2 separate regions of the Homo sapiens genome follow, and region 2 is linked to region 1. A link is an interaction called in ENCODE POLR2A ChIA-PET data of the cell type or tissue named here. Cell type or tissue: endothelial cell of umbilical vein. All regions are shown on one strand. Each heading gives the region's core, and the rest is flanking DNA. Links, peaks and the distances in the headings are about the cores only. Region 1 overlaps ECD (ecdysoneless cell cycle regulator). Region 2 overlaps PPP3CB (protein phosphatase 3 catalytic subunit beta).

Evidence for each region. Peaks named below come from ENCODE experiments on the same cell type or tissue, not always from the same donor. Only the 100,000 strongest peaks of a DNase experiment are listed, where the experiment ranks them.
Region 2: POLR2A ChIA-PET joins it to region 1 with 6 read pairs; 2 of 35 experiments call an interaction of 5 or more read pairs at or near these places.

The regions. Positions count from the first base shown.
Region 1 is chr10:73,142,409-73,146,813 of GRCh38, forward strand. ECD (ecdysoneless cell cycle regulator) reads right to left here. Exons shown (of 14, transcript NM_007265.3): 9 at 3,868-3,953. Among named protein-coding and RNA genes, the nearest start is that of SNORA11F, 18 kb to the left of the region's middle. In endothelial cell of umbilical vein, for the core only: no CTCF peak of the experiment used is centred there; no DNase peak of the experiment used is centred there.
Region 2 is chr10:73,476,831-73,481,235 of GRCh38, forward strand. PPP3CB (protein phosphatase 3 catalytic subunit beta) reads right to left here. Exons shown (of 14, transcript NM_021132.4): 2 at 2,487-2,687; 3 at 1,669-1,793. Among named protein-coding and RNA genes, the nearest start is that of PPP3CB-AS1, 17 kb to the right of the region's middle. RefSeq lists silencers at 1,827-2,027, 3,387-3,587. In endothelial cell of umbilical vein, for the core only: no CTCF peak of the experiment used is centred there; no DNase peak of the experiment used is centred there; H3K27ac peaks cover 215 bases.

The DNA.
Region 1 (4,405 bases), core at 184-4,183:
GCAGATCACAGGTCAGGAGATCGAGACCATCCTGGCCAACATGGTGAAACCCTGTCTGTGCTAAAATACGAAAAGATTAGCCAGGTATGATGGCACGCGCCTGTAGTCCCAGCTACTCAGGAGGCTGAGGCAGGGGCATCGCTTGAACCCGGGAGGTGGAGGCTGCGGTGAGCTGAGATCGTGCCACTACACTCCAGCCTGGTGACAGAGAGAGACTCCATCTCAAAAAAAAAAAAAAAAAAAAAAATTGTAGAGAAAGCTAATGTTTCCTTTGATGACCACTGCCACCCATCCCAATCCATTGTCTTGCTCCCCAGAGGTGACTGCTTTCTCAAGTATACTTCGGCACTTTTCTCTCTCTCTGTATGTATATATATTTCTGTTTCTATTTCTTGTATTTGCTGTCTGTCCTTTTGCTGGAATGTTATTCCCCTAAATAACTGAATGTCTCACTCCTTCACTTCATTCAGGTCTCTTTTCAAAGAAAACTTCCTTAGAAAGGCCTTCCTTGACTAATCTATCTAGAAGAGCAGTCTCTACCCCTCTACCCCACACACTGCTTTTTCTTCATAGCACTTACCACCCCCTAATATTACATAATGGCTTGCGGTCTTTCTCCTACATTAGCATGTAAGCTCTATAAGGACAAGGACACTTTGGGTTCATTTATTATATCCCCAGTACCTGGAATAGGGCCTGGCACATAGGAGGCATTCAATAAATATTTGTTGAATAAATGAATATATATGTATCTATAAATAATGTATTGTTTTGTTTTGAGACGGAGTCTTGCTCTGTCACCTAGGCTGGAGTGCAGTGGTGCGATGTCGGCTCACTGCAACCTCCACCTCCAGGGTTCATGCGATTCTCCTGCCTCAGCCTCCCGAGCAGCTGGGATTACAGGGGCGTGCCAACACGCCCAGCTAATTTTTGAATTTTTAGTAGAGACAGGGTTTCCCATATTGGCCAGGCTGGTCTTGAACTCCTGACCTCGTGATCCACCCGCCTTGGCCTCCCAAAATGCTGGCATTACAGGTGTGAGCCACTGCGCCCAGCCTGTATAGTATTTTGTATATTTAAAATTTTTATATGTGTAACATCCACACGGTATATATTTTATTCTTTTTCATTTTCATTTTTAATTTTTGTGGGTACATAGTAGGTGTATATATTTATAGGGTATATGAGATGTTTTGATACAGGCATGTAATGTGAAATAAGTACATCATGGAGAATGGGGTATCCATCCTCTCAAGCATTTATCCTTCGAGTTACAAACAATCCAATTACACTCTATGTTAAATGTATAATTAAGTTATCATTGACTATAGTCACCCTGTTGTACTATCAAATAGTAGGTCTTACTCATTCGTTCTATTTTTTTTTTTTTTTGGTACCCATTACTGTACGTATTTATAACTTGCTTTTTTTTTTTTTTTCACTGCATTATGTTTTTGAAATCTATTCATTTAGATCAGTGGTTCCCATTTAGATCAGTGGTTCCCAACCAGGGACGATTTTGCCGCCCAGGTACCTCTGGCAATGTCTGGAGACATTTTTGGTTGTCATGATTGGGGGATGAGGGAGAAGTGCTATTGATATTTACTGGATAGAGGCCAGGGATGCTGTTAAATGTCCTATGAAGTGCAAGCCAGTCCCTCACAATAAATTATCAGATCCAAAATGTCAGTAGCACTGAGGTTGAAAAATCCTAAATCAGATATATGTAAATATAGTTCATCTCTGGTTAACTACTAGATAGCAGGCTATCATATAAGTACACTGCAATTCATTTATCCATTATTGATGGATACTTTGGTTGCTTATAATTTTTCACTATTACAATCTCTGATAAATTAGGGGAAAGTCTATGATATTATACGTAGGAGCTAAAAACAATTCTAAACTGAGAGACAGAGAGCAGAATAATGGCTGGCTGGGTGCAGTGGCTCACACTTGTAATCCCAGAACTTTGAGAAGCCAAGGTAGGGGGATCTCTTAAACCCAGGAGGTCAAGATTGCAATGAGCTATGACTGTACCACTGCACTCCAGTCTAGGCAACAGAGTGAGACTCTATCTCAAATAATAATAATAATAAAAGTAGAATGATGGTTACCAGAGGCTGGGAAGGGTAGCAGAGAGCGGGGGGAAAAGAGGGGATAGTTAATGGTTACAAAAATTAGTTAAATAGAAGGAATAAGAGCTAGTGTTTGCTGCTCTGCCTATGGAGTAGCCATTCTTTATTCCTTTACTTTCTTAATAAACATACTTTCACTTTACTCTATGGACTTGCCCAAAATTCTTTCTTGCATGAGATCCAAGACCCCTCTCTTGGGGTCTGGATCTGGAATGCTTTTTAGTAACATCTTCCTGGCAAATCCCAAAAAATATTTTTTAAAAAATTAAAAAGAGCTAGTGTTTGGTAGCACAACAGGGTGACTACAGTTAATAATAATTTATTATATAGTTCCAAATACCTTAAAAAAATGGAATAACTAAAAATATTCCCAACACAAAGAAATGATAAATGCTTGAGGTGATGGAAAGCTTAATTACCCTGATTTGATCATTATACATTGTATGCCACATGGACATTATACATGTAATCACATGTACCCCATAAATATGTACAACTAGTATGTATCCACAATAATTAAAAATAAAAAATTAATGGCTGGGTGCATTGGCTCACGCCTGTAATCTCAGCACTTTGGGAGGCCAAGGTGGGTGGATCACCTGAGGTCAGGAGTTTGAGACCAGTCTGGCCAACATGGTGAAACCCCATCTCTACTAAAAATACAAAAATTAGCCAGACCTGGTGGTGCATGCCTATAGTCCTAGCTACTTGGGAGGCTGAGGCAGAAGAATCACTTGAACCCGGGAGGCAGAGCACTGCACTCCAGCCTGGGTGACTAAGCGAGTCTCTGTCTAAAATAAATAAATAAATAATAATAACAATAAATGAAAAAAAGTGAAAATGAAAGGTAAATCTAAAATAAAAGTCTACGATATTAATTCAGCTATTTTAAAAAAACCACAAACTTTGGGAATTCAACAACAGGTCTGGAGGGAGATGGAAGTTTGGTTTTAAACTGTTTAAAAATTATCCTGGTGTGCAGAATGGGAGCCTCTCCTGCAACATAAATTAAAATGTTGGACATTTAAGCTACTTGTAATTTTTTCCCCAACAGTAAAAAATAGTTGAGTAAATTATGGGGGTACATCCATTTGCTGAAATATTGTGCAGCTTTTTTTTTTTTTTTTTTTTGAGATGGAGTCTCGCTCTGTCCCCAGGTGCAATCTCAGCTCACGGCAACCTCCGCCTCCTGAGTTCAAGCGATTCTCCTGCCTCAGCCTCCCTAGTAGCTGGGACTACAGGCACGCACCATCATGCCCAGCTAATTTTTGTATTTTTAGTAGATACGGGGTTTCACCATGTTGACCAGGATGGTCTTGATCTTTTGACCTCGTGATCCGCCTGCCTCGGCCTCCCAAAGTGCTGGGATTACAGGCGTGAGCCACCGCGCCTGGCCATATTGTGCAGCTTTTAAAAATTATGTTTATAAAGACTTCATAATGCCATGGAAAATGTGATATCATGATGAGTAAAATTACATAGAGGAGGATGCAAAATTTCTTTCGTTGTTTTTTTTTTCTTTTTTGAGGCAGAGTCTCACTCTGTCATCCAGGCTGGAGTGCAGTGGTGTGATCGCTTGAGCCCAGGAGGCGGAGGTTGCCAGCCTGGGTGACAGAGTGAGACTCCGTCTCAAAAAAATAAATAAATAAGAATAATAAATAATAAATAAAAAATAAAAAGAACTACCTAAATACCAATCTTTGTAGTAGGAGTCTTAACAATAACTCACCTTTCTGGCCAGTCTACTGAGAGCTGGAAGTAATTCTCTGCCATTTCTAGCCTTTCCCGGTACTGAGCAGAACCTTCTATCAGTCCCTTAAAAAAAAAAAAAGGTCTATCAGAACATTACTCACAAGTTGTCATGAAAAAAATGTGTTCACCAGCAACTTTCAGGGAGGCAGCAAATAATCTACTACTCAGGAATCACGTGCCCCAAGTCCTAGGCCCTGTTTTATCATTAATGGGCCTGTTTGAGCTCCAGTTTCTTCAAATGAGGGGACGCGGCTAGATGTAGTGATTCCTAATCTTTTCCACCATTAAGGGCCTATTTCCAGTTTGGAAAGTTTTCCACCATTTTCTTTTACTTAATTACTTATTAAGATATAATTGGCTGGGTGCGATGGCTCACGCCTATAATCCCAACACTTTGGGAGGATGAGATGGGCAGACTGCTTGAGCTCAGGAGTTCAGGACCAGCCTGGGCAACATGGTGAGACCCTGCCTCTATGAAAAAAAAAATTAAATTAAAGATATAGCTGATTAACTAG
Region 2 (4,405 bases), core at 182-4,181, 330 kb after region 1:
GCAGGAGGAAGAAGAACTCAAAATAGCAAAATTCCTAAGGGAAGCAGGACAGACAGAGTCTAGAACTTCCTTCCACTCTGAGAATCCTAGCACACCTCAGAAAAAAAGGTATATTGGAAACACTGGAGAAGGAGATATAAACAACAGTAACCAACATAAATTCACCAGGTAAGGTTTCAGTATCTACTAGGGAAGGTGGTTAAAAGCATATGCTGGGAGTCACATTGCCTGGCTATGCTGTTTACTAATAATACCTTGGGCAAGTTACTTAACCTCTCTAAGCCTCAGGTTCCTCATCTATAAAATGAATAAAACAACAGTACTTACCTCATTAATATTATTGTGAGGATTAATCGATATGTCTTCAGTGCCTAGAACATGCTTAGAACATATTAAATGTGCAACACAGGTATCTATTGGTAGAAATTTGACCCCACAATTCTACCTCTAGGAATTTGTCCTACAAAAATAATCAGGCAAGTATGTAAAGATGTATGAATAATATGACTCATTAAAGCATCATTTGTAAAGAAAAAAACTGGGAACATCTTCAGTGTCTAACACAAGGAATTAATTAATTATGGTTTGTTTATTAGATGGAAAACAATGTAGATATTAAAATGATGCTACGAGTTTATATTTACTGACTTGGAAGGATATTTGGTGTAGGCATGTATGAAAAAGCAAGTTACAGACAATATTATAATATGATCCCCTTTTCATTAAAAAAAGAAAAAATGTATATATTGGAAAATACATATTGTTCTACATTTGCTGCATTTTGTTTATATAATTTAAAAAGATGGCAGGGCAATGTGGCTCACATCTGTAATCTCAACACTTTGGGAGTCCAAGGCAGGAGGATCACTTGAGCCCAGGAGTTCAAGACCAGCCTGGGCAACATAGGAAACTCCATTGCTACAAAAAAATTAAAAATTAGTCTAGGCATGGTGGTGTGTACCTGTGGTCCCAGCTATTTGAGAGACTGGGACAGAAGGATCCCTTAAGCTCAAGAGGTCAAGGCTACATTGAGCCATGCTGGTGCCACTGTACTCCAGCATGGGCCACAGAGTAAGACCCTGTCTCAAAAAAAAAGAAAAAGAAAAGAGAAAAAGGAAGAAAAGGAACCATCTACTGTTAAGTGATAATCAAAAGGTCATTTTAATGCCTCAAGTTTTTAAAAACAAATTAATACTTTCCAAATACACAAAGATTCCATAGGATATACTTGAGTCTTAATAGCTACACAAGGAGAAACAGAAGCACTAGGGCTCAAGCAATAAAAAAATCACAATATACTTTATTTAATCAGACAGAATTCAAGTAATCTTTTTTCACATGGTTTAATGCCTTTAGGGGCAAGAGAGATAAATAGCACTAAATTTTTAAGGCCACTAGTTAACAGGGCAATAAAGACCCCTCAGTCAGCTCATAAATTCCACTGGGAAAAAAATGGCAATTATAATTATATAAACAGAGTTATACAAAGAAATTTATTTGAATTGTTTGAAAGACAGAACAGGAATAAATAGTAGCTTTTCATAAAAACTTCAGAATATGCAGAGTTATTAAAAAAACCTAACACAGGTACTTGTGAAAACTAGGATTAAGTGAAAGCATCTGTGTTAACACTTAACAGCAAATCAAATGACAGTTTATGATTATTACCTCTATACTAAAATAACCTCTGTCCACATAATCGCCAAGAAAAAGGTATCGTGTATTAGCAGGTGATCCTCCTACTTCAAAAAGTTTCATCAGATCAAAAAATTGGCCATGGATGTCACCACACACTGAAACAAGAAGATTATTAGATAAGGGAAAAAAATCTCTAAAACAACAAATTTTACTTAAGTTAAAACGTATTTTACATAAGACATAGTACAAATGCTATCAAGAAATGTCTGAGAAGGAAGTAGTCTATGAACAGTCATGATTAGGATGATGTGTAACCAAGTGTTCATGTGCTCAAGATCTAGAAAAAGATGTAACAGAAATAACGAAATTTGTGGTCAGTGACAAACTGAAATCTACATTTATAAAGATCGTCTCTAGGACTCCAAGGATGTGTTTTAAGTTTCAAGATGACAAAATTACAATGGTGGCAGTTAAAATATCCATTCTAACTCAATACTTTCTGTTGCTCTCTAAATGGTCACTTTTGGTATCTGATATGACATCAAGGTATTTGACCCTAACAATTGAAAGCAAAGTAAGTATTGATCAAATTGAAGTATGGTCAACACAATTGATGAAACCTTCACAAAAGCATATTAGACTAACTTCTACACTCAGATTATTTAGAATCATGTCTATTCACTGAAAACAGGCAATCATTTTTAAGTATGGAAAATAATTTGAAATTCAAGATAATGTCCAAGTAATATTGATTTAGCATACAGTATCATTGAAAACAGTAAGTTGTAAATCCAGGCAACTAAATAATGACATAATAAAAATAATACCCAAAACATGAATAAGCTTACCTGTGATTGGAGCTTCTACTTCTATCATGGTTTTCTCTCTCCGAAGGATGGCAGCACCCTCATTGATAATTCTAAGCGCAATTTCTTCATCTACTCGACCTTCTTTCACCAAGTGGTTCTTCAGAACATCAACCCTGGGTATCCCATCCAAATCAAATACTTCTTCAGATGTCAAGCGATGTGTTGGGGGGAAAGGGACAGCTGCAAATGTTTTTAATTAATAAAAGATAAGTCACCAAAAATACATTAACTTAAAAACTAATAATTGGATCTAGATAAGACTAAAAACTGTAAAGCAGGGATTTTTCTTTCTTCTTCATTTATTGGGTAGAAGTGTTTTTCTAAATAGTAAGCAAATTATACCACTTTTAAAGCTATTTATACTAACATGTTCTTTGTTGAGAATTATTAGAGAAATGAGTTGTCTCACAAAATTAAGTTCTTTCAGGATAACCAAAACTTTTTTGTTTAAGCCAAAACATTTTTAGGCAGAACTCTCAAAATATTGTATTATAGTATTAGATATTCTTTACCTTAAATGAAGTACAATAAATATAATTTAATGCTGGGAGTAGTGAAGCATGTCTGTAATCACGACTACTTCGTAGGCTGGGGCAGGAGGATCACTTGAGGCCAGAAATTGGAGACCAGCCTGGGCAACACAGCGAGACACCATCTCAAAAAAAACCCCACAACACTTTAATACCAAATAAGCCTAACTAGAAAGAAAACCCAAATACAAGGTGATTTACCATGTTCCTTTCTAATAAGAACATAAAAACAATGTTTTCTGACCAACTTGACTATACACTTTTAGAGATATAGACCAAACACCAGATGTTTACTTCTGAAATGCAAATTAATTTAGGAGGCTTAAAATAATAAATCATAATTTCAAAATACTGATTTTTCTCCTACCTTACTTAACGTTTCACAAAACACCTTCATTCAAAATCTTTATGCATATATTCGAAACCAGTGCATTCCTTATCATTGAAGTCACTTTCTGAGTCACCTAACACACATTCTGAAAGCAAATCATACTCATTTCCACCTAAACTGTTTGAGATACAGCACTTTTTGCATATGTGTAAAATGTTACCACTGCAAATTTATCCCTGTAATTTTTTTTTTTTTTTTTTTTTTGAGATGGAGTCTTGTTCTGTCGCCCAGGCTGGAATGCAGTGGCGTGAACTCGGCTCACTGCAACCTTCGCCTCCCGGGTTCAAGGGATTCTCCTGCCTCAGCCTCCCGAGTAGCTGGGATTACAGGCATCCGCCATCATGCCCAGCTTATTTTTGTATTTTTAGTAGAGACCGGGTTTCACCATGTTGGCCAGGCTGGTGTCGAACTCCTGACCTCAGGTGATCTGCCCGCCTTGGCTTCCCAAAGTTCTGGGATTACACGCATGAGCCACTGCACCTGGCCTATCCCTACAAATTTAACCAAAAGTTCCCATTTCATCATAGTTAAGTAGTTGGTTTTTTCACTCCGCAGTACATATTTATGATTTCTGTAAGAAATCACCAACTGTACTGTTTTTAAGTGATATTTGTTGAGTGGAATGGAAAACATGAACATCTATTTCAATGGCATCTAAGCACAATTTTGAGGTCATATACCTAGGAAAAATTACTATATAGTAAGTTTTTCTTATTCCTTTTTTACTGAATCCAACAAGTAAATCTTTATGCATTCAAAATCAGCTTGGACTGAAGCAGTTTCAGGCTCTTTACTGAATAGTACTTTGTTTTTCAAAATAAAGAAAGTGAGAGAGAAATGTACATTAGGAGTCTAATAAATATAGACTGAAATGTAAGGCAGCTCCCTCTTTCCAGATTTTTTTTTCTTTTTTTTTTTTTTTTTAGAAAAATAGGCCGGGTGCAGTGACTCACACCTGAAATCCCAGACTTGGGAGG